Linked DNA regions of Mus musculus: regions 1, 3, 4 and 5 are each linked to region 2. A link is a loop called in an ENCODE intact Hi-C map of the cell type or tissue named here. Cell type or tissue: gastrocnemius. All regions are shown on one strand.

Region 1 (5,000 bases), 76 kb before region 2:
TATGCTCAGAGGAGAGAGCAAGGTGAGCTTTCTGCTTCTGTCTTCTCAGATGTTGAGGTACTATATTGTGCAGAGTATGTGTAGCATATCTTTGACTCTACCATTAACTATTAGGGTCACACATGTTCTACTAGGTCAGCAGTCTTTTCTTTACTGCAGTTCTCTTTCCATTTGAAATACTCCTCTAAATAGTCTCTTCATCTTAGAAACAACAAACTCTCTAGTCTTTAAAAATGGTGTCTATCATACTTATATCATCAAAGAATATGATCTACAGAGCAATTCTGTTACATGTGTGGCTAATTCCAAACCAATATAAAATCATATCTAGAAACTATTTTTCTCAGATTTTGGAGAACTATTTATAGGTGTCTATCAAACTTGTTAATTTTGTTTTTCAAAGATTCCACATTGGTAGTGTTGTTTTTGGTCAGCCTTTCTATCAGTTCCTGAGATGATAGAACAGAACTTGAGCCCTCTACATGAACAGTCACAATTCTTAACTTCTTAATCTCTCAAGCCCTCAATTGTGACATTTTTCATTTTCCCATATTTTTAAATAGTCCAGACAACTATGAAAAAAAAGCCAGACACTACCAGTAAAGAGCAATAAATTTTTATTCAGTATGTTGGCAATAGGGGTAGCCACTTGCATTAAACAAGAGCTCATCTCTGAATTAAAAAAAAAAAAAGCCAGCTGGAGACTTAAGCCAACAAGGAGAGGGCATAGTGGACACCAAAGAGGAGCTACCTGCTAAAGACAGCTCAGTAGTCCCAGAGCTGTGCACCGCAAAAGCAGTCAAAATGGCGGCAGGCCTCTTCTCACAACCCATACCATGTGAGGTGTCCAAAATGGGGACTCCTGTTAAAATGATGGTACCACCTTGCAGCCATCACGGGAGGTGTTCACAGTGGTGCACGCCTTTCCTGCCTCAGCAGCCTCAGCAGGAGCTGGCCCTCAAGAACTGTTCAACATGGCTACACCTTTCCTACTTCTGCCTACTGCCTTCATGAAGAGCTGTCCACGGTGGCAACACCTTCTTTGCTGCCTCAGCCCACAGCCTTGGTCAAACACCACTGCAGGAGATGTCCATAATGCCAGCACCTCCTCTCCAACCTACAGAGACGGTGCCTCAGTCAAAACCACCAGCGGCTGGGAAAAACATCTAACCCATGGGCCTGATGCAGGGAAAGGGGGGGTGAAAAAAGCCGCCAATTCCTGAGCTTCCCCCCCCCCACACACACACAGACACACAGACAAAACATCAATCCTTGAGCAGAAAATCCACTAATCCCTGAGCTCCCCAAATTCAGGACTTGAAATCCCACCAATCATCACTCTGGAAATCTCTGCCCTGGAAAGCCCCGCCCCCTAAGAGATCCTATATAAGCACTGCCACTTTGTCTAATTCCCTGTTGTCTGTTCCCTAGGATAGAGAGCAGCCATCCCTGGATTCATCCCTTCACACCCTGGTCCATCCAATAAATCTCTTTCATGAGATTCTTATGCCTGGTCAGAAGTGAAGAAGAAAAGAAGCAATGAAGAGAAGAAACGATGAGAAGGAGAGGGACTGAGGCTCCTGAGCTCCGCTGAGGACGCCATGCCCTGGTAGCTGCATCGCCTCTGCTGAGGAGGCTTCCTCTTAGAGCTATCTAGTTCCTCAGCTCCCATGTCTCAGGGTGCCCTTCTTTTGGGACATTGTCCCACCTCAGAGCTGTGTGGTTCCTGAGCTTCCGAGTCCCAGGAGATCCTCCCATCAGAGCAGAAACACAATGTCAAAGACCTAAGACGGAAGGTGTGGGATAAAAGCGGAAGGTGTGGGATAAAAGGAATTTGGGCACGCACGTTTGGCTAATAGGATTTTTGAGCCTCGTCAAAAAGTGGCCTCCAGATGCCCGTCCGACATTTGGTTCGGAACATAGTCTTTGTTGCATGGAATAGAAGTTTTACAGGCTGAAGCGAGGGGGAAAGGACCAAAAGTATAGAAGAAGGACTAGTTGGGAAGGATGGAGGTCAGTGAAAGAAGGGCACATGAATGAGGGTCGCTGGGGGTGAATGTGATCACAGTGCACTGTATTCAAGTATCATGATGTCAGATTTTAAAGAAAAAACGTTAAAAAACAAGCGGCCAGACAAGAACCCAATATTACAGTTTGTAACCTATCTTTCTATCCTAAGATAGGATGGAAATTATCCTAAGATATTCTCCAAGTTCCAAAGCCGTGGATGCAGCCGAAACTACCTTAGCACCCACGAGTTTCACTCACAGAGGTGGCTGGTTTTCCACAGTAACAATTCACCCAGCCAGTGCATCATTTACTACCTGGTCACAGAGCGCCGTGAAGTATCTACATTACATTAGTAGCTTACCTCTCATCCTAACCTCATGCAAGGGGGTGTCCAAGGTTCTCTTAATTTAGGAAAGGAAAAGGTTCTAGAACCAGTTTCTTTAAGAAAATAAGCTTAAGGTGGCAAACCTTGCCTGAGCACTAGGGGAGCAATCGCTGGCCCGCAGCCCTGCGGTTGCGCCTGCGCAACTGGAAGCCCTGTCGAGGGCTCATGGTCTTGTGGGAAATGTAGTCCCGCGCGCCCAGTGCGGCTGCCTGTGCCGCCAGCCTCTGGCTTCTTCAGTGACTGTGGTGAGTGCGCTTCCTCGGGCGGGTGGTCCACGGGCGGGGAGGCGGAGGCGTTCCCACTGGGAGCCCGGGGCTCTGGTGCCAAAAGAGCAGAGCCGGCCAGACAGAAAGGTGATCCTTCGTCCGCAAGGAGCACGAAGTCGCAGGTGCGCAGCTCACGCGCGCGCCAGGCCGCAGGACACCCTAACCGAGACCCCCCAGCTCGGTATCCCCCCGTACCCCGGGGTCATTCGCGCCCGACTGCTCTCCAGCTCTACCTGGCCGAGCAGCTCTGGTTCGGTATGCACTATGAATGCGTGGTAGACCCGCTCTCTGAAGCTTGGCAGGGCACGGGACCACAGTCCGGGGCTCTGGCCATTGTGTGCACCGCTGCTGGGGACCCGCCCTCTGCCTGCGAAGGAGGAGCTTGTAAAATGAGTCCTGAATAAGCAAGAACGTGCCCACCCTTTCTTTAAGTTCATTATTGGTCAACTAGAAAAATGTACGAGCGAAATCATTCGAAATTTGTCCTAAAGTCCATGTATTGTGTTATATGTATAAATAGAAACCTTTTGCTTCCAAAAAAAAAAAAAAAGATGTTAGTGCCTTTCCTCCATTCACCTTTAAAAATGGAGTTACAAAAGGCATTTTGTAAGATGCTTGAAGTGCATCTAAACCACCACCCAATGGAGATGAGAATAGCCTTAAGACACTAATTTTTAAGAGCAGTTAAAGCTGTCATTTTCACGAATGGTTCCCTTTGGACTTTTGGGCTTTTTTGTTTTTGTTGTGTTTTGTTTTTATTTTAATATTGGACATGGTACAGTTATGTCATTCTTTGTATTGCCTCTTTCCACAAAACCTTGTAGTGAAATTTCTAGGTCAACGTTATAATTAGACCTTTGGGCATCTCCTGTCTTATTCTTTCCAGAAAAGTAGCAGTTTCTAAAGATGGTTGCGGTGTTAAGAGTGACTGACGCCCCACATCAACTGGAAGTGCTGCTAGTAGCCTCTTAAGCTTTGGAGAGGTGCAAGCTAGGTGTGGTAGTGTGTGCCTTGAATCCCACAGAGGCAGGGGGATGAGTTTGAGGCCACCTGCTCCACAGAGTCTGGGCCAGCCAAGGCTACTTAGTGAGAAGACCCTCCTTCAAATAATATCCTTATGCTAAACTCCAGCCCATTTTATTCCTAACTTTTGCATCTGTTGTACAAACAGATGAATCTACAGAAAAGTTGCATATTGCTATAGTCATATAAACCTACATTTCACTTGTATGTATCTATGGCTGCATGTATGCATGGGTACAGGTGCACATATAGCCACATTCAGGTGAAGACCTGAGGTCAGGGCCGAGAAGCATCCTCCATCTTCCTCCAAGCCCTCGGGCATTTCATCCTCCTGCTTGCTTTCTGGTCCTCATGCTTGCCCAGTGCTGAGCCATTCCCCAGGGCCAGCTCCCTCCTCCTCCACCTCCACCATGTTTACCATAATTAGAGAGGCCTTCTGTTTCACTGCATCACAAAGATGTTCATTTATACTTTCTAGTAGAACTCTCATTCTGTTTTTGCATCTCTATTCTTTTCCAAACGACAACCCTTGCTATGTGTTATTGTATATTGAATCCTTTCTTGATAATGCCAACTTTCTTATATCCTCAGTCTACCCAGCCCACCCCTCTGCCTTTACTGTAGTAGGGGTCAAGTCCAGGGCCTCTACTGAGCTATAATAACTCAATGAATTATTCCTGAATTCCTATATATGCATGCTTTTTTTTCTGAACCGCATGTGCTGCTAGGATTGCAATTGTGCATTGGTGTTCCCTGTTGGTCTGTAACATGGGTGGGGGGGAGGTAGGGGCGGTGGTGGTGGTGGAGTCTGCCTGTTGTATTTACAGCTGTTCTCAGCATTGCTTAGCATGCCGCATGCCGCTATTCTCACAGTTGATGTTGACAAGATACTTAATTTGTCAGAGGTTCCTCAGTAATAGTGTTGGTTTGTATCAACTTGACACAAATTAGAGTTATCCAAAAGGAGGGAGCCTCAACTGAGAAAATGCCTCCATAAGATCTGGCTGCAGGGCATTTCTTAATTAGTGATTGAGAAGGGAGGGCCCAGTACATTGTGTGTGTGCTTGGGTTCTATAAGAAAGCAGTCTGAGCACGGCAATAAGCAGTGTTTCTGCATGGCCTCTGCATCAGCTTCTGCCTTCAGGTCCCTGCCCTGTTTGAGTTCCTATCTTGACTTCCTTTGATGATAAATAGTGATATGGAAGTGTAAGCCAAATAAAGGCTTTGCTCCCCAAGCCTTGGTCATGATCCCTCATTGCAGCAACAGTAACCCTCAGGCAGCTGTGTTCTAGTTAATGTCATTTAAAATTCTGGTG
Region 2 (5,000 bases):
GTTCAGGCCAAACCAAGAAGCAGAGGGGTAGGAAGAGCCAGCCCAACAGTCACAAACTGACAGAGACAAACCTGTCACAACCAGTCTTGTTTGAGCCAGAGATGTACTTTAGCAGATTAACGATTTGGGGGATGTAATGATTTAGGAAATGTATTTCTGTAATTCACTACATTAACAGATTAAAGGCAAAAAACATGATTATCTAAATGGATGCTGAAAAAGCAATTTGGTAATATCTACTTCATTCATGATTTAAAAGTTTAGCCATCTGGAGATCTTCTTTAGCTTGACAAAACTATTAACTAAAAGCCTACAGAAAGCACCTTACCTAGTGTGGAATCACTATAGTCCTTAAACTAAAGTGGTATGTTTTAGCATGTGTATTGAATGCTTTGTCTGTGCGTGGTTTGGTGGTTTGTTTGTTTATTTATTTTTTGGAGGGGGTAGTTCCATTCCTTCTGGTATATTTTGACAGGAATAGAAGCAGGATAGAATCTTACAGAGTTCGGTGACTTTCAGACCTTTGCAGAGCCTTCTGACGATGAAATTCTCCCACATTTGTACAGCAGAAGCCCTTCAAGTTGGTTCCCGGGACACTGTGATATGACCTTTAGTTGGCTGTCTTCCTTCCAGGCACCAGGGTCTATCTTGTGAGCTTCCTCACCCCTCCCATACCTCAAGGCGTTCCTTGTGTTAATTGCTACCTAGAGAACATAATTTGTATCTTGTTGAGACCGAATAATCATTCTTCAGAACTTTTACAGTGGACAAAGACAGGAAAAAATTTTTGTAAAAAACAGACATTTCCAACTTAAGTAATGAATAAATTATTTCTACCTGTTTGCTTCCCCTGAAAATCTGAGTTGTCCATGACAGTAATGACTAATATGGCAGTTTTTTGCTTAATACAAAGTATGAGCCAGCAATGAAAAATTGTGTATGTTATGTATCTTTTGTAGCCTAGAAAAAGCATAATTTTCTATTAAAAAATGAAAGAGGACAGTCCTTTCGCTATCTGAAACTAAGCAGTCAGAGCCTTATTCTTCAACATTTTAATGCACACTCACTTTTTCCTCTTTAGTAGTATTACCATTGTAATTATGAATGAAGCCTGCACAGAAACCTGAAAGCTGGTGGCAACTGAAAAGTTGATTCTCAGTCTTTAGGCGCCTGTGTCCCACTCTGCACCATACAGGGTGGGTAGGAGTGTCACAGTGCCTTCTGGGAAATGTAGTCCACAGTGGAAACCAGGTGGCTCGCGCGCACGCGCAGTTGAGCCTAGTCTTACCCGCTCTGGGCATTGAGCTTTCTGGGTTTTCTGGCAGAGCTGGAACGGCCGGGAACCTGCGGGCCAGGGCTGAGAGCCTGGCGGAAGCACGCAGAGGCCTCAGCTGCTGGTGAGGGCCTCGGGCCCTGACTCCAGGTTCTGCTGCCCGAACAGCGGTCAAAGAAGCCTCCGGCTTCAGGTTAGCTAGTCAAGTCGGCCTTGAGCAGATCGCCTGTAGGCTTTCAATCCTGGAGGTGAAACTTAGTTTCTGTCAGTCTTCGGTGCTGGACAGTATCTTAACTGAATTCCACAGTCCATTTTTTCCACTTGTGCCTTTGCTCTAAGGTTTTACTGTTGGAAAGGAGCAGAACGATGCTGGGCACGGAGCCCAGAACGTGTTAATATCATTCCCTCTACAGGAGCTGTCCTCCACCCCCTTTTTCTCTAAAATGTAAATTGAGTTCTGGCTAGTGCTGCTAGTTCTAGCTTGGGTGTGTGTGTGTCTGTTCTTGTTAATTTAAGTGACTTTGGTAATACTTTGGACCAGAGGCGAAGGCCCATGAGGAAGAGTGGACTAACTTCTAGTTGGTGGAGTCTGCAAAGGGCATGCATTCTGCAGGTGTGTCTTTCACTTGCAATGTCCAAGTGCAGATATGTGGAATATTTGTGCTTTTTCCTTACCTCCGGGAGTTGCACACAACGGTGCCCTTTACCTTGTTAATAATGAATTTGATAGCTGCGACTGTTTAGTTCAGTTCATCTTTATTCATAACCTCAAGTGAAAAGGTCATAGGCCCGTTGACAGTGTGCTTATACTTGGTACTCCTGCCCAGGTTCCCTGTCGCTTGGGTTCCCTGTCGCTTGGGGAGGTTGGGTTGTGCAGCTACCCAGCAGGTGTTTTCTAGCCTGGTGTGGCCCAGTGAGGGCTGGAGGGCAGCCAGGATGAGTAGACCTCAGAGTTTCTTTCTCTGCCTCAAGGGTCTTCTCAGGAGGAGCTACAGAGGGAGAAAATGACCACGAGGTTGCTGCCAGCCCAGGTTCAGGTGAGTAAAGGCCACTTCTGTTTTTGAGCTGCCTTTGGGCTGCAGCGGGACGGGGGCGGGATTTATTTTATTCTTTCTTGAGCTTCTCTGGGCTTCCTTATACAGGCAGAGGAGATGGAATCAGGCCAAAGGCTGTCAGTACAGCTTTTTAAAATATCTTTTTCCACTTATACCTTTTGACTAGTGGAAAGCTTAACCCCTCCCTCCCAATATGTTAACCTACTTGAGGTCTTATGACTGATTGTAGGACTGGTCTCATTATCACTTGTCTCATCAATGCTCATCAGCCTCATTCCCCATGTTGCCATAAAGCTAAGCTTAAACAATAGAGCTTTGTCCCTATACCAGCCCCTACCTTCACACCCAGATCTAACTTCCTCCTCATCTCTAGAAGTGATTCTGGGCTATATTCAAAGGAACAGAAGGAAAAGGTTATGTACCGTAAATGCAGAAACAGAGCACAGAAACTGATTTAATTCTTGTTTATTTAGACCTGTCCCCATGCACAGTTCTGCGTGCTGCAAGCAGTACTCCTTTGGTGCTTGCTTGGCTGAGCTTTTTGAAAAGATCCCAGGGAGTTTTAGCCTTCTTAATCTAAAGGCTATTACATTAGCATCTGTCGCGATTCTACTCAAGGAAAGACGTGGGTTACCAGTTCCTTCTGAGTTGAGACTAACAAATGACTTAGCCACTAAGAAGATTCACACGCTCACTGGAAAGATGGTTCAGTTGGTAATATATATTTGCCATGCAAGTCCGAGGACCTAAGTTTGAATCAAGGCATAGTAGATATCAAGTGAAAAAGCCATGAGTGATGGTAATGTTTGTCATCCCAGCATTTGAGAGGAAGAGGCAGGTGCATCTCTGGGACTCACTGGCAAGCCTGGCAGAGAGAGAGACAGAGAGAGAGAGAGAGAGAGAGAGAGAGAGAGAGAGAGAGAGAGAGAGAGGTGCTGGGATGCTGCTCATAGATCTAGCACTTTCCTAACTTTCCTAGCTGAAGGCTCTGAAACCCAGAGCCTTACTCCCAGCACTGCAAAGAAACAGATGTGCAGACTGTCTCTGCATTCATTTCCCATGAGAGTCAAATAATTAATTTACGTTGGCCCTTTTACAGAGCAGGAAAGATGCCGAGCTTGGTGACCAGCTTGGGGTCATAGAAATGTGTCTTCGGCATGCTAAAGAAGGAGCAGGTTCCTAGCGTTTCCACTGTAAAAACACTGCGAATGTTGTCCATGGAGGCCCAGCCCATGATTTGCAGAGTATTACAGACATGGAAACCAGCACACCCCCTCTTTTTTGGTGACGAGTACATTTCTTAGTCTCAGGTTCCAAGCTCTGTCTTCCTGATTTTGTTTCATGATTCCGAGTGTCCTCTTGTAAGGTTGTGGTGGCTCGTCTTATGTCAACTTGACATACAAACTAGAGTTATCTGAAAGGAGAGAACCTCAATTGAAAAATGCCAGTATAAGATCTAGTTGTAAGGCATTTTCTTAATTAGTTATTAATAAGGGAAGACCAACCCCTTGTGGGCAGTTCATCCTGGGCTGAAGGTCATGGGTTCTATAAGAAAGCAGGCTCAGCAAACCGTGGGAAGCAAGCCGGTAGGCAGCACCCCTCCATGGCCTCTACATCAGCTCCTGCCTCCAGGATCCTCCACTGTTTTAGTTCCTGTCCTGACTTCCATCAATGATGAACAGAGCTGTGGAAGTGTAAGCCAAATAAACCCTTTCCTCCCCAACTTGCCTTTTGGTCATGGTCATATTCATTACAGCAATAGAAACCCTAACTAAGACAAGGGTGCTGTATATGAGCTTTCTGAGGGCACAGTATCACCGATTGTATATGTGAATTTATGCTGGAGAATGAAGGTGATGTCCAGAAATACTTGCTTGGTTTGAAACACTCAACACGCTCACAGGATTGCTTCTCGGTCAGGCTACCTGTGGGCATGGTCTGGGGTAAGCAGGAATGGGTTTGCTGTTCCAGGAGCCTGTGACGTTCAGGGATGTGGCCGTGTCCTTCAGCCAGGATGAGTGGTTGCACCTGGACCCTGCTCAGAGAACCTTGTACCGAGAGGTGATGCTGGAGAACTACAGCAACCTGGTCTCGCTGGGTAAGGGGCTTGGTGGGTAAGGGGTTAAGACTGCCGTGGAAGCACGTGACCCCTACCCACCACCTGGGAGGACACGGACAGCGTTTGGCTAGGTTGGGCCTGTGGATGGGTTCAGTCATGGCTGCTCTTTCCCAAGGCTATTCTGAGAAGTCTGAGTTGACAAAGGGTTCCTTCTCTTGTGTTTTTCCTGTTGCTATGGGTCCCCTGAGATCTCCCAGCAAGAGGAGCCCCGAGGCAGAGCCCTGACTCAGATCCTGAGACTTCTGGCCATCCTCTCGGAGCCCAGTTTTAGGCTGCTTTCTAAACAAAGTTTCTCCTCCTGTACATGGTACCCTGCCTCAGGGTCTACCTGGGCTGGATCTCCGTGCCAGTATGGCCACTCATGTCTTCTTGTTCACGAACAGGGATCCTGTTTTCCAAGCCAAAGGTCATCGCTCAGTTAGAACAAGCAGAAGACTTCCCGATGGTGGAAAGTGGGATGTTTCAAGGTGTGTACCTCGGTAAGTGTCAGGAGGCGTGGGACTTGAACCTGGCACTGCCTGGGCACATTAAGGGGATTATGTTCGGAGGACTC
Region 3 (5,000 bases), 220 kb before region 2:
CATTGGTGTGTGTGTGTGTGTGTGTGTGTGTGTGTGCGCGCACGCGCGTGCTGGGAGTTGAACCCAGGGCTTTTTGTGTGTTAGACAGGTGTTCTTACCACTGAGCTCCATCCCAGTCCCTGACCACCTCTTTCTTCTTTAAAGATTTATTTATTTTATATATATAAGACATTGTCATTGCCTTCAGATACACCAGAAGAGGGTGTCAGATCTCATTACAGATAAGACATTGTCATTGCCTTCAGATACACCAGAAGAGGGTGTCAGATCTCATTACAGACGGTTGGGAGCCACCATGTCGTTGCTGGGATTTGAACTCAGGACCTCTGGAAGAGCAGTCAGTGCTCTTAACCACTGAGCTGTCTCTCCAGCCTCCCACCCCCTCCACCCCGGCCATCTCTTGTGGACTGAGAACCTGAAGACATTTCCCAACCCACACTCTAAGCTGCACCCTCTCCTTATTCACCACACTGGAGCCTGCAGAGACTGCCAGGCCTGCGCACACACTCACCGAGAGAGAAGCCTCCAGGGCCTTCTTCCTCCACCTTCCAGGGATCCTCTCCTTGCTGCAGCAGGGAGATCACTTTTGGTTTGGTAAACGGGAATCCTGCTTGTAGACAAGATGAGCTCAGTAACCAGAAGCCTCAAATGTTTCCCTCACAAGGCCCTTTGCAGAAAAACACATAGCAAAGGAGATGGGCAAGAGGTTCCAGAGATGGAACAAAGCTCTCTGCTGAGAGATGAACCAAGCAAGCATGGAATGACTGCTGGTTGGGAAGATGCCCAGACTATGAACCTTTGCTTCATACCAAGGGAAGCGGTGCCCTCACTGCCACGCCCGCTCCACTGCACATGGGCAGTTCCAGGCCTGCTGTGCAAAGTGTGTGTCAATGCTTACTTATAAGGTCATATTTGTAAGGCCTGAAGGCAAAACTCTGCTAAGATTTCACAATGAAATCTCCATTTGGAAGAGAAGGCACGAGGTCTCGCTTGTGAGTCTCTGCCCACAGGGCACTCTCTTACCCAGCGAGGCCAGGTTGCTGTAGTTCTCCAGCATCACCTCACGGTACAGGCTTCTCTGAGAGGGAACCAGCTTCTTCCACTCATCCCGGGTAAAGAGCACGGCCACGTCTTCAAATGTCAACGACACCTGTGAGGGACAGACAACTCCATGGGAGAAGCCACCCTATAGCCTCAGGCTTTGACACACATGTGCAGATGTATATCCTCACACAGAGATACAGCCATCCAAACACGTGACCAAGTACATGAGAATACGCATATACACATGTATGCACACCACATCATACATACATACACGATAAGAAAAAAACTTTCATGGAAATTGTACAAGCAAAAGATAAAACCATAAAGTGGGAAAAACAACAACAACAACCAACCAACCAACCAACCACCACAGACTGGAGAAGGCTTGGTGAACAACATAAGGATTGTCAAGAAGAAAGAAGAAAAAAATAGAAAACCAATTTTGGTAAGGGCAGAGAATGAAACAGACAAGTGCGGGAGGCAGGACCAGAAAAAAAAGGAATTTTCTCAAGTACGTATGTGTATTCTGTCCCAGGTACCTGGCAAGTTACTTGTGGAATTTGTAGGCATACACCAGACTGGCACCAGGCAACAATAGCCTGTCTATCAAGAGATACATAAGACTGGAACTGTGAACATGGGGTGTGCTCCCCACAGAATCCACCACCCACGGAGGGAGGACCAACTGCTCCAAGGAGGGCATGGGCGATGAAACCCGGTGAAGGCTGAACTGCGTGGATAACTGTCAGAAGGAAAACCAAACAAAATCCGCTCCTTCTGCTACGAAATGAACCGGCAAGGTGCTTACCTGAGATGTCGCTTCCCATTGCTCAGGAGCCATCTTCTTTCTGAAGGTTCTTCTTCCAAAGATGGGTGAAGATGAGGGAGGATCTGAGGGTGGAAAGAAGAAAGGAGTAGTACCTGTTGCTCGGCACCTGTCAGAAGCAGCATCTCCGAAAGTGTCCCATCATCTGAGCCTGGCTCTTCTGCCTCAAGAGAGGGAACCAGGAGCTGGGGGTGGGCATCAGAGAATCGACAAGTCACCAGTCTTCTTGTCCGTGGATGTCCAGAAGCAAGATTCAGGCGACACTGTACTCCATAACCGAGGGGACTCACTGAGCTCCCATGTGAACACCCTTAGACTGTTCACCACATCTCAGCAGGCACTTTCCAGCCCCTTTGGGAAGGAAATTGAAGTCTGAATGCGGCCACAGTGGGGGCGCCTCCGGTTTTGCCCCCTCAGATTGACCACGGGCAGGGACGGTGTTCTTCCTTATAACACGTTGCCCACCCGACTGCACTGCTGCTGTCAGAGATCGATTTCCAGAATACCAGGGGAAAACTCCAGAAAGGGGACCAATAGTAGCCCAGGACAAGAGAGCTGCACGGAAAACACAGCCTGCGTGGTCACTGCCCGGGCGGTGGGGAGCAGGTCACTTGCAGTCCAGAGCCAAGGCCACTGGGAGCGCGCGTTCTGGGGAGGGGGACGCGCAGGAGGCCGCCGAGCCAAACCCAGCCCAGCCCCTGTCTGACGTCCGAACATATCGAGCCTTCACTCACCTTCCCTCCTCCGGCTCCCGCCGCGCCTCACATATGCTCTGAGCCGCCGCGGGTAAGGACTCTGCACGGGGACCTTGGCCCCTAGCCTCGAGCCGCGCCACAGACGCCCTAAGACCCGCGAAGGCTCACGGGGGGGTCAGATCTTGGGGTCCAGAGGGTGGTGGCCGCGGAGCCCTCTGGGAAATGTAGTCCACTTCGAGACACAGGGATTCTGGGATTTGAAGTTCCTCGGTTTGTCTGATGCACAGATTACTTGGAAGGTCAGAGTGGACACCGGGAATCAAACACCTGCTTGTTAGGTAAATAATAAAAGATGTTGCAGGTTAGTGGAAAGGAAGCTGGCACGAAGTACCCTTTAGAAGAGCTTTTTTTTTTTTTTTTTTTTTTTTTTTTTTATAAGGTATTAGTAGGGCTGGAGAGGTGCTCAGCGGTTTAAGAGTCCTTGCTGCTCTTGTTGAGGACCTAGGTTCAATCCCCACTACCCATATCAGTTGCTCACAATGGCCTGTAACTGCAGTGCCTGGGTTCCAATACCCCCTTCTGGCATCTCCGGGCAGCGGATGCATTCCATGCTCATACACACTCACTCATACACACAAGTAATAAATGTCCTTAAAATTCTTCTTTTCCCACAAATAACAACAGCGGGGAGGGGGGAAGTTATTAGAATCAGGCTGAAGGCAGCCACGATGGAGATCTGACGGGCAAAGCTTATCAAATATCCTTCAGCTCCCAAGGACAGGAATTCTGTATTCTTACAAGTTTGGGGAAGTTTGTGTTGACACATGGCCCAACTTGTGTGCCAGGAGTCAAAAGAAAAGGTAGGAAGGCAGTAGATGCAAGCTAAGTTATAACTCAAGGTTGTCTGGGGTGTCTGTTGGAGCTAGGGTGGCAGCTGAGAGAGGAAGAGAGAGATAACTTAGCTCTGTGAGCCTTGTCAATGTCACAGCACATTGCTTGTATCAACTCTCAGTCCAAAGAGGGAGAGACTACAGGAGTGTGTGGTCTGACTTTTCAGAGTACGCTGTACAGTCTGTGTTCTAACGGTCACGCACCAAGCCCTATTATGAGCCATTTGAAAAACTGAATAAAACAAATGTCATTATCCTGAAGTACTTTATTTTTTGTAAAAGGCAAGAACCAGACAACAAGCCACGAACATAATTAGATAGGGATCTAGAAGATACCTGTAATAAGACCAAAAACAAAACAAAAAAACAACAAAACAAAAAACAAAAAAGAAGAAAAGACAAACAACAAAAGAAGGGTAGGGCAAAGCAAGGGCAGCCTGGGCAGACAAGAATGAAGCACGGGGTTGAGGCAACAACTCAGGAGAGGCAGAATTGTAGCAGTTGTAGTTTTGTGGCTGTGACACTCACTTGAGAAGAATAACTTAAGGGTCTAAAATAAAGGGCCAGTTTGGGGCCGTGGTTGGCAGGTTAAAGTCCTCGCCTGACTGACTCCATTGACTGTCGGCTCAGAGCAAGGCAGCAGAATGTCACAGAAGGACAAGGAAGATGAAAGCCGTGGAGCTGAAGGCAGCCAGGAAGCAAAGAGCAGCTAACAGGAAGGGGTGGGGCCAAAATAGACCCTTCAAGGACATCCCTAGAAACCCATCTTCTCTAGCCAGGCCACACCCCCTACAGCTCCATAACACCCCAAAACTGGTTGAAAGACTGAGTCCATCAATGGGTTAAGTCATTGTGTATGTAACAGCCCTTATGATGGACTCCTCCGTGGATACGGCTTATCAACGCAACCAGATATGGGCTTTAGCAAGCTTTTGGGTACCCCTCAATCTAATGAAATTGACAATCCATAGCAATCAGGACAGAGACATTACAGGAAGAGCCAACAGATAATTGTTTTAGAATTTTTTATTTATGAGGACCCGGAAGAAGACTCAGTGGTGAATCGCTCCCTGCCAAGCCTGGTAACCTGAATTCAATTCTAGGAACTCACATAGTGAAAAGAGAGACTGACCTCACACATACACTGTGCCACATACATTCATATATGCACAATAAATACATGCAAAACATTTTATTTTAATTAATTTGGTGGTGGTACTGGAGAATGAACCTGAGCCTCTAGCAGGCTAGACAAGCATTCCACCCCTGAGCCACATCCCCACTCTGTAGAGAAAATCGCTTACGCGCATCATCTGTCAATAAAAAAGACTATGGCCAATGAGCTGAGGCAGGAAATAGGAGGTGGGACACTGGCAGGAAGAGACAGGATTCTGGGAAATAGTGGGAAAAAAATAAAAGGAGATGATGAGAGAGATGTGAAAAAGCAGCAGCTGAGCCTGAAGGACAGGTAACTAAGTGGTAGACAGAATAGTTTGAATGGGTTAAGTAAGCTACAAGCTAGTCAGAGAATGAGCCAAAGCT
Region 4 (5,000 bases), 86 kb before region 2:
TAGCCTCGGTGCCTGGAGACCGAGCTGTGCCAGCAAGTTGCTTTTCAGTGACAGGAATCCTAGGGGGAGGACCAAGGGATGACAGGAATCCTAGGGGGAGGACCAAGGGATGAGAAGATAAAGGAGATAGGAAGGCTGGGGTCAGGAATGTCTTATTCCAAGCAAGTTTATTAGGAAATACGGCATCTTATGTGTACCGTCTGTGGGGAAAATGGGACAGAGGGAGCAGACAGCTATGACACAGTGAGATGGAGTCAGCGGGAAGCTAATTGAGCAATTTGCACAAGGGGAATGCAGGGTATCTTAAGAAGGTCACAGATTGAGTGCACAGCGACCTTGGGGCTGAGAACCACAGCCCCCTTGGGGTTAGAAGAACTGGCTTCTCCATATCTGAAGCTGATGCTCTGCCAAAGCCCGGACCCCAGGCCGTTACCGGCTCTGCCAAGCACTTCAGATAAGGGACTGTGTTCCTTTTCCATACATCAGGGTCTCCAGAAAGCCTTAGACTGGACTGTCCCTCAACAAGAGACCTCTTCAGGTACCTGATCCTCATGGAATGATGGGAAAGGAAAATCCCAGGCTCCCAGCCCCTAGCTTCCCCTCCTGTCTATGGTCCCTTTTGTTTCTGAGGAGAGCTGCCTTTCATGTACAAGAAGTCAGCATATTTAAGGGTATATTGGAAGTAATTTTTTTTCTAGCTGCACAGAATATATATATATATATATGAAATCGAGACAAAGGAAATGAGCTTGGATGGCCTCACTAGATTTTGGTACTGTGCTAAGAGCTTTAGCCTGTAGATAACAGGGATAGCTAAGAAGTTTAAGGAGAATTTTATGATCCTGGATATTTTAGTGGGGACAACAAGGGAAGCCATTGAGAGGGAGACAGTGGGGGGAGGGGAGAAGGAGCTTGAGCAGGAAGAGAGAAAATGCAGAGGTGGGAGAGGAGAGCCAAACGTCTAGATTCTATAGGGAAGAGCTCCTAGGAGAGATATTAGAAAGTTCAGATAAGCCAGCCTTGCCTGGAACAGGCAGGACTGAGGGATGCTGGGAGAACCTGGATATGCAAGCTAAGCACCTCAGCTGCTTGTCCTGGGTCTGAATCCCAACCCTGAGGAGACATAAACATCCAGAGATGGGTCCAGCACTGTCTCCCTGGGAGAGCAGCTTCCTGCCCTTAACAGGAAGGGTTGAGGGCTTAGAGCCTGGAGTGGGGGAACTGGGAGACAGGGCTGAGGTTGGGTCAGGTCAGACACTGAGGATTAAGGAAGAGCTGGAAGGTTGACTATACGTTGTTCTTATAGACCCTGTTCTGATAGACCCTGAATACAAGAGCCCTTCTTTTTCAGTCTAAAGTGACAGTTTCTGATGTAGAGACCCCGGTTGTCTAGCTTTGAAACCTTTGTTTGGAGAAATACAGTAATTCTGTGGAAACTACCAAGGCAACTGTTTTGTAGTGCTGGAGAGCCAGGCCTTGCACTTGCTAGGCAGGTGCTCTACCAGTGAGTTACACTTCCAGCCATATCCTTTCCTCTGAAGGGACCTATTTTCCTGTTTGTCTTCTGCCTTGTGATATTAAAAACAAACAAACAAACAAAAAACCTGTTTTTATTTTTATGTGTTTGGATGTTCTGCCTGCAAAAATGTCTGCGCACCACATGGGCACAGGGCTCACAAAAGCCACAACAGAGTGCTAGTTCCCCAGGGACTGGAGGTTTAGACAGTTGTGAGCTGCCAGGTGAGGCACTAGGTACTGAATCCAGAGCTTCTGAAAGAGCATCCAGCGCTCATAACCACTGAGCCCTCTCTCCAGTCCCCTGCCTTGTCCTTTTTTATTAAAATGTAAACATCCGAATCTTCCACTTCCCAGGGTCTGCTGGGGTGATGGGTGATTTTTCTCTTTAGTTGTTATAAGCGACGAACCTGTCTGGTTTTAAAAATCAAGGCAGAGGCAAGTAAAGGGGGAAGGACACTGTCCCCCTAACGGTTGGGTATCCGCTCCTGCCAGAGGAGATAGGAGTGGTGCCCCGCCTTTGTAGCTGTCCTTCTTGCCTCTTGGCTGTATGGCTGTTGTAGGGATGCTAGCAGGTTGCTCCTTGGAGCTGGCTGCTGCTGAATGAAATGCACTTCAGTTTACCACTCAGGCCTTCCTGTTGATGCTGCACAGGCTCCGGAGTTTTGAAATCTAATGGACAGATTTTACAGGTACACTTGCCATCCAGGGAGGGAAATAAAATCATGGTACTTCACACCATGAGAGATGTCATATTGTCTGACGTTCACGTTTTCTCTTCTACACTTGTTTTACAGTCTGGGCATTCTCTGCCTTCACATGATGCTGAGATTGAGGTCTTGCATGAAGTGAAGACTACATAGTTTAAAGCTGTTTGCTGGGGCAGTCTCTTAGCTAAGTTCTAACTTAGCCTGCCTTCCTGGCCTGGATCCCCGCCATGTGGCTAGCTCTTTACCTCCTGCCCCACTTTAGTCTTCCTTCTGCTTTCTCCCTGCAGGTCTCAATTTTCTTGACTCTGCTTGCATCCCTGCAGCGTCCCCACCTGCCTGGAAGTTCTGCCCCCTTACATGCTGCCCCAGCCATTGGCTGTCAGCTCTTTATTATAACCAATCAGCAGTAAGACAGCATCTGGTCCATCCCTTTGGTTGCCTTAGGCATTGTGGGCTATCTGACCTTCCTCTTTTGGGCAGGTGGGATGGGCAAGCATTTACAAATAGAAAACCTAGAGATAGGACAAGGAAATGACAACACTCAAATTCTGCCAGGACATAGCTCTCTGCCAGTATATAGTAACAATCAAAAATGCAGAGGCACACCTTATTACAATGTGAGGAAAGGTCACCCCAACATAGTCCCAAAGAAAAGAGAATTATCTGGCCTTGGATGTCATCTGCTACTGAGAAATTCTGAGCTATATCCCGAATTTTGTGGCATTTTCAGAACACTGGGTTGTAACATCCAAGAGTAGCATTTTCATTCAAGATGCCTATAAAAATTTACTCATATAGTTTTTCAAATTTTCTGTATTCCTCTTATTCTTTATAACAATACTCTTGTGTGCCAATTCTATATATGCTTCTTCATGAAATCAGTTTTAAGAGATGTGATATCATCAGCAAATACAGGCAGTTTTTCAACTTCTCTAATTTAATTGCCCGACTGCAATAATTAATAGTTCCTTACAGATGGATAGTAGGGAAATGGATATATTGGCTTCATTCTTGATTGCAATGAAATATACCTAATGTCTCTTCATTAACAAAATGATTGGCTTTAGGACTAAAATGTTTGAATTTTATCATGCCGTTGAGGTATTCCTCAAGTCCTGTTTATCTTTATTATCTGTGTGACACAGAGTCTCATTGACTGCTTCTTTAAATACGTATAATGTACTTGTGTACTGTACAATAATATTCTAGCAAATGATGAGCTGCATATACAATGGTGTGCCATGAGATTATAACACGGATAGCCAGTTAAGAGCACTTGTGTCCTGGACACTCACAACACCATGTGATTCACAATTGTCCATAACTCTAGTTCCAGAGACTCTGATGTTCTCTTTTGACCTCTGCAGGTGATTAGTATGCATTTCTGTACATACAGATGCACATACAAGAAGACACACAGAAAGTAAGACACAGAAATCTAACTTTAGAAATGTAAAGCAGCAGAGTGCAAGCTAATTAAAGTGGCCACGTGCTCCTTTAATCCCGGTGCTCAAGAGGCAGAAGCATGTAGATCTGTGAGTGCAAAGCTACCCTGCTCTCCACACTGAATAAATAAAACTTATCAGAATGTACTATCTATGTGTTTGCAGCAATGCTGATGTAAAAAATCCTGTGTTGCTAGAAGTATAAAAGTATAGTATTAGAATTATTACAGTATATAATATTTGATAATAGCAGTGACTTTAGTCACTGTGCTTTGGGTTTGTATTTTAATGCTGTGTATTAAAGTCTGCTTGTCCTCATGGGAAGAAAGCTTAAGGAGGCGCTGTGATGCGGGGGGGCAGCAGCCGCATACCCCTCATGTCTGCCATATCTTTTGATTGCATCAAGACACATAGCCTGTCATATGGGCCGTCTACACCATCTAGATTTGTGTCACATATCCTCTCGGAGGCTTACATGAGAATGACCCGCCACATTTCCCAGAGCACATCCTTGTCATTAAGTGACGTATTGCTGTATCTTGTAATAAGTGCTAGAATAAGAGGAGGGCTGTGGATTGTTAGACTCAGTCAGGAAAAGATGCAACAGAGGAGTTACCTGCACTGCATTGGAAGGCTGGTAAGGATTCTAACATGTAGAAAAGAGAGGTTAATAAATCCAAAATGAAAAAGAATGGCAGAAGCACCATAATTCATGAGTTCCATAGTTCCATACCAGGCTACACTTCCCAGTCTGTGCCTCTCTAACCCTCTCCTGGTTACTCTAGCTCTCACCTCCTTAGGTGAGCTTGTTTATCCTTTTGTTCACTCCAATTGATTGGCACTCATCCAGTATCTTATAAAGTGTTTATTTTCCATTTCTTCTTTCTTGCTAATATCTATAGGCATGTAGTATTTAATTAGGTAACATTAACATTCTTCCTATAAGTTTAGTCTGAGCTAACCACATCTATCACTGGTAATTTTGGTTTTGCTTCCAGGATGTCACGGCAGTCTTCAAACCACAAAATCAACTCAAACTAAAGAGTCATTGTTTCAGGAATTAAAGAGGAAACAACTCAAAAGGGATGAGGCCTGGGACTTCACGTCAGGAAAATCCTGCAGACCTGACAACAGTTTTAGAACACAGGATACAAATGAAAGCTTAGAAATAATTTCAATCAACCATACAAAAATTCTTACTATAGATAAAAGCCGTAAGAATTTTAAATTTGGTCCAAGCGTTGGCCTGAAGTCAATTGGTAAGCAAAAGATTGCAGGAGAAAAAACACAAAGAAATAGCCTCGAGGAAAATTCAACTTTACTTAGTCAA
Region 5 (5,000 bases), 100 kb before region 2:
GACTGATCTGGAGAGCTCTGTGAGGGCGCTGCCTTGGGTCCCCGAGGATAGAGACAGAGCACCTCCTCCCCGCTCCCATGTATGCAAAACCCACAATTTGTCTCCAGAGTCACCTGTGAAAGTCTATGCCACCAGATTCCCTCTATCTTAGCTGGTGCCCCAAACTTAGATTGGGAGTTCATGAGCGCATGAACCAAGGCACTGCTATTAACTACAACCAAAGGCTTGGAGGCAAGGGCAGGAAAGAAGAAGTAGTCTGGAAAGACGTCGTCAAACAACCGAAATGATGGAGAGTCCGCCCTTGCAGTTCATAAGGCACTGCCCTGAAGACAAGAAAACCAAAGCACAGACCTTCTGGTCCTCGGGCTCCCAGACAGGAGAGGCATCCTGACTGCTGGGGCCCCACTCCCTTTGGCTTATATTTGGATGTTGTGGGGCGGCCTCCCTGCAGAATCTTCATCGCCCTTCAGACTCTTCCTTCCAGGCTCCTTCCACCCATGTCACAGAGGGAAAAAGTCAAAACACAGAATCACTCCCCCCTCGCTGCTGTGTACCACATGAAGCCACCCAGGCTCACAGGAAGCCAACTTCATCTGCCCTCTGGTTTATGACCTTGCTGAGCTTCCACGGCAAAGTCATGTGGATCATCACTTCTCAACCTTCCTTCCCAAGCAGAAACAGAGACTCTGGATTCTCTAGCCCAAAGCCAATGAGCTACTTCCTCAGTAAGCGAATGGTCACAGACTGCATCTCACTCCCTCCGTACGGTGGAAGATGTCTCTTAAGTTCATTTAGATTCTCAAATATACGGCGCTTAATTCAAGGAGCGGGGGAATGCCTCTGTCATGCAGTTTATTTTTAAAGACGTGCATGTGTGCAGGCGTGCCCATGTGCATACGTTGCATGCATATCCATGTGCGGGAGGGCACACACGTGCACAGGCAGAGAGACTAGAAGAGGGTGTTGGGTGTCCTCTGCCACTTTCTGCCTATTCTTCGGAGGCAGAGCAAGTCACAGCGATCCTCTGAGTGGCACACTCAGTGGGGTTTGAGACCTGCAGGGGTACACGGCTTATTGTGCAGATGCTGAAATAACCTAAAAATCTAGTCCTTGTGACTGGCATCGAGTGTTCTTAGCTACCGAGGCATCTCTCCAGCCCTGTTTTTTCCCCATTTGGAGAAAGGGTTTTATGTCTAGCCTCAGACCAGCTGGGGGATGAGACTCCTGTCTTCTCCTTCCAAGTGCTCAGGTGACAGGTTTGTGTCACCACACCCAGTTTATACAGTACTAGGTACTGACCCAAGGGCTCTGTTCATGTTACCAAGCTACACCCCAAACCTTGCCATATGGTTTTTACTGGCTCTGTGGGCCTTGTCCATACAGCCAAATACCAGGTAGTAGGAGTTTCCTACTCAACCCTAACCAACCAATGAAGTTATTTATTTTGGGAATAACCTACATGGTCAGATTTTTTCTTACTTAAATGTTGAAAATTGGCCTCCATGTCTCTGTAAGACACAGGAAAATGCCACAGCTAACACGATACAACAGAGCCACCTAGGAAAAGAGATCCTCAGCTGAAGACTTTCCCTGATTGGACTAGCCTGTGACCATGTCTGTGAGGCATTTTCTTATTCATTGGTGTGGGATTGTCCATCCCACTGTGGGTGGCACCATCCCTAATAAAGTTGTCTAAGAAAGTGATCTTGGGCTGTAGCAGAATGGGGGCAGGGGACTCCTACTTTGAATTCCTGTCTTGGCTTTCCTTTATTATTGACTATGTCTATAAAGGCAAACCAAACCTTTCCTGCCAAATGCTTATTCTGGTCAGTGTTTTTACTACAGCAACAAGAAACCAAACCAGGGCAAATGGTCTTATATTGCCCAATGCCAGGCTATATACCAGTCCCCCGATGGTGTGTAACAGGCCTTCAGGGAACTATTAGCTTCCTTGAGTTTCCAAGGTTTCAGGAGCCCTCCACAGGATCTAAGAGGCTCTCTGCAGAACTAGTTAATGACAGGACCCTGGTTATTAGCTTCTCTGTCACCTGGACACAGCCTAGAGGCATCCTGAAGGATTGCCCAGTTCAGTCTCCCCTGAGGCCATACCGTGAAAGATGGTCTTTATTGGTGATTGATGTGGGATGGCCCAACCCATTGTTGGCTGCACCAACATTAGTCTGATGGGCCTAGGCGACATAAGATGAGCATGAGCCAGTGAGTGATAGGAATGTAGCCTGAGGCTAGCACAGGGATATCTGGAGCGCAGAAGGTATAGTGTTTTCTAACCTGACAAGCCAGGGTGTTTGCAGGTAACATTCAGAGCTCTTCTTTCTAGTCCAGGAGCAAGGGGAGGGTATGCCAACTATCCAAGATCCCAGGAAGCAAAGAGCCTGACCTACAGAAAGTAGTAGGACAACACTGCCCTCTTGTGGTCACGATGTAGAACTGCACCAGCGGACACTAAAGCACTTCCTTAGACATTTATTGAGATGTCTTAACTATAGACCATACAACCAGACGAATGGCAAATATCCTACATTCAACTAGATGTGACTAACATAAAAACATCTTGACATAATTATCATTGCTCTGAAGGGAACAATCGCATTGTAGAAGCAGCGACTCATGTTCAAAGACTCTTGAGGAAAGAGTCAGATAGACCTGGACACTCTAACAGAGCTCTGATCCGAACACCTGGGATAGGACAGCCCAATTCTTATCACATCAAAACCTCTATTGTGGGGCTGGCGAGATGGCTCAGAGGATAAGAGCGCTGACTGCTCTTCCGAAGGTCCCCGAGTTCAAAACCCAGCAACCACATGGTGGCTCACGACCACCCTTAATGAGATCTGACGCCCTCTTCTGGTGTGTCTGAAGACAGCAACAGTGTACTTATCTATAATAATAAATCTCCTTTTAAAAATAAATCTCTATTGTGTGACTTTTCATGGAGAGGTATGTGTATTCACCCAATATAACAAAACAAAGAAACGATTCTCCCGAAGTCTGACTAAGCAAGCCAGTGAGTTTACTGGGGTTTCTTATCGGACGGAGCATAAGAAAGGGGTTTCTCCAGCTGGAGTATGGGTAACTCAAAGGCAAATGAGTCAATGAAAAGTCCACCTTGGTTCAGCTGATGCCTCGTGAAACTGGCACGGTGGGGGCTTTCTGTACAATTTACAATCACCTCTCCCCATCAGCTGTCCACTGCTTTTATAACTTTGGAGAAGGCACCTGTGAACCCTTCAACCTTAAGCTCCCTATGCTTCGGAAGTTTCCTTTGTTTCCCACATCTTATGAACCTGCCGCCTCCCTCTGAAGGAAGAACACAACATTGTAACCTTTACTCCCGCCTCCAACTTCCCAAGCTTTGAAGGAGACGAGAGGTCTGCTTATTTTCCTGCAACTATAACTGAGCTTTGGACCACTGTGGCGCATCCATAACTTGGAACATGAATGGGTTATGAGTTTCTGCAATATACCACCCGTGACGAAAGGCTTCCCTCCACGACTGAGGTTGACAATCGTAACCAATACGAGCATAAACACAAATATTCAGAAGGCAAATCGACAGGTATATCCCGTCCACTAAACAAAATAGCAGCTGCTTCGCCCAGTGTGGCCTATGACAACCTCCTCCGTGGGCTTTGCGTTATGGTATCAGAAGTGAGTGAGCTTCTAGGGAATGGGCCCCGAATCCAAACAGAAAGCAGTTAGGTGCGCCAACAACAGTAATGCCATGACTTCATGAGCAGGCGATTTCTGCCTGGCGAGTTGGCAGTGCAATAAGCAGAGCAGGACCACCCATGACAATTCTTCCCGAGGACCTTGCACAATGTCTTCTACAGCTGTAAAAGTCACCCAGCAGGAAGGAAACGTTCTACTTAATCTCAGCCTGATTTCTCAACGTCCTGAAACCAAAGCATATAGTGTCTTTGGTAATAGAGGTTTGGCACGCAACCACCAATAATGGTAATAGGCTTTATAGCTATGGCCAAGAGATTATAAAGGAGTATTAAGGGGATGGTGGCACATGTCTTTAATTCTCACACTCTTGAGGAATAAAATAAGCAGGTCTCTGAGTTTGATACTGGCCTGGACTCCATAGTAAGTTCCAATCCAGTCAGGGTTACATAGTAAGACTCTGTCTCTTTAAATGAAAAAAAAAATGTACGGAAGTAACTGAGTCCTGACATCAGGATCTTCATTCAACAATTGCTGTTCAAGATGCTTTTCCAAATTTATAAAGCCATCAAAGGTTAGCATAATATATGCATATATATGTATATATATATGTGTGTGTGTGTGTATATATATATATATATATATATATATATATATATATATATATTCTTGCAGAAGATGGGTAAGATCCTGGAAGGCCCCAGCACTGTCCATTCTAAGCAGTCACAATTGTTCTTATCTCTGGGGTGGGGTGGAGGTGCGTTAGCAAGGGCCAACACACCATGGTGGGACCACATTGTGTCTTTTGTTTCATAAAAAGGGCAACATTGTGTACAGTGAGATGGTTGGAGGGCAATAGTCTAGCCTTCTATAATACACTGACATTTCCTGAAGCCATTCAATGTTCATTCAGTGTCATCCTGGGGTCGGCTGCTGCTCTTGTGGGGCCATTGCACATCTTCCCATCTCTGAGACTCTGTGAGGAGCTTGCACTGCTCTGCCCAAGTGAGGCCAAAGTAGGCAAAGCTTTCCTAGTTTGCTTTCTATCACTGGTAAACATGATGACCAAGAGCAACTTGGGGAGGAAAGAGTTTGTCTTACACATCCTGACCAGAGCCAAGGACAAAGCCCAGAGGCAGGAACTGAAGCAGAGACTGGAGGAACTCTGCTCACCCTCCTTGCTCCACCCAGCTTGTTCAGCCTGCTTCTTATACAACCCAGGACCACCTGCCAGGGGTGGCACTGCTCACAGAGGGCCAGCCCAGCCACATCACCAACCAAGAAAAAGCCCCAAGGCTCGTCTACAGGCCAGT

The links. A loop is a pair of places that touch in the nucleus more often than their neighbours do. Peaks named below come from ENCODE experiments on the same cell type or tissue, not always from the same donor. Only the 100,000 strongest peaks of a DNase experiment are listed, where the experiment ranks them.
Region 1: a loop joins it to region 2, with 8 times the contacts of the local background. A loop is called at or near these places in 7 of 42 quality-filtered maps.
Region 3: a loop joins it to region 2, with 2.8 times the contacts of the local background. A loop is called at or near these places in 12 of 42 quality-filtered maps.
Region 4: a loop joins it to region 2, with 3 times the contacts of the local background. A loop is called at or near these places in 11 of 42 quality-filtered maps.
Region 5: a loop joins it to region 2, with 2.7 times the contacts of the local background. A loop is called at or near these places in 10 of 42 quality-filtered maps.

Annotation. Positions count from the first base shown.
Region 1 is chr11:50,913,749-50,918,748 of GRCm38, reverse strand. It overlaps Zfp2 (zinc finger protein 2), which reads left to right and starts at 2,573. Exons shown (of 6, transcript NM_001044698.2): 1 at 2,573-2,640. In gastrocnemius, a CTCF peak has its summit at 2,487; DNase peaks (open chromatin) are centred at 2,561 and 2,925; H3K4me3 peaks cover 1,236 bases; H3K27ac peaks cover 1,062 bases.
Region 2 is chr11:50,837,836-50,842,835 of GRCm38, reverse strand. It overlaps Zfp879 (zinc finger protein 879), which reads left to right and starts at 1,284. Exons shown (of 5, transcript NM_173387.3): 1 at 1,284-1,466; 2 at 2,246-2,310; 3 at 4,300-4,426; 4 at 4,831-4,926. The coding sequence starts at 2,278. In gastrocnemius, no CTCF peak of the experiment used is centred here; DNase peaks (open chromatin) are centred at 1,278 and 2,175; H3K4me3 peaks cover 1,134 bases; H3K27ac peaks cover 820 bases.
Region 3 is chr11:51,057,010-51,062,009 of GRCm38, reverse strand. Zfp354a (zinc finger protein 354A) reads right to left here and starts at 2,785. Exons shown (of 5, transcript NM_009329.4): 1 at 2,608-2,785; 2 at 1,856-1,938; 3 at 1,024-1,150; 4 at 512-607. The coding sequence starts at 1,888. In gastrocnemius, a CTCF peak has its summit at 2,522; DNase peaks (open chromatin) are centred at 831, 2,104 and 2,668; H3K4me3 peaks cover 1,722 bases; H3K27ac peaks cover 749 bases.
Region 4 is chr11:50,923,509-50,928,508 of GRCm38, reverse strand. It overlaps Zfp354b (zinc finger protein 354B), which reads left to right. Exons shown (of 5, transcript NM_013744.3): 5 at 4,669-5,000. Among named protein-coding and RNA genes, the nearest start is that of Zfp354b, 5.6 kb to the left of the region's middle. In gastrocnemius, no CTCF peak of the experiment used is centred here; DNase peaks (open chromatin) are centred at 405 and 2,523.
Region 5 is chr11:50,937,523-50,942,522 of GRCm38, reverse strand. It overlaps 4933414I15Rik (RIKEN cDNA 4933414I15 gene), which reads left to right. Exons shown (of 2, transcript NR_168570.1): 2 at 1-823. Among named protein-coding and RNA genes, the nearest start is that of 4933414I15Rik, 3.7 kb to the left of the region's middle. In gastrocnemius, a CTCF peak has its summit at 2,437 (motif pointing left); a DNase peak (open chromatin) is centred at 2,343.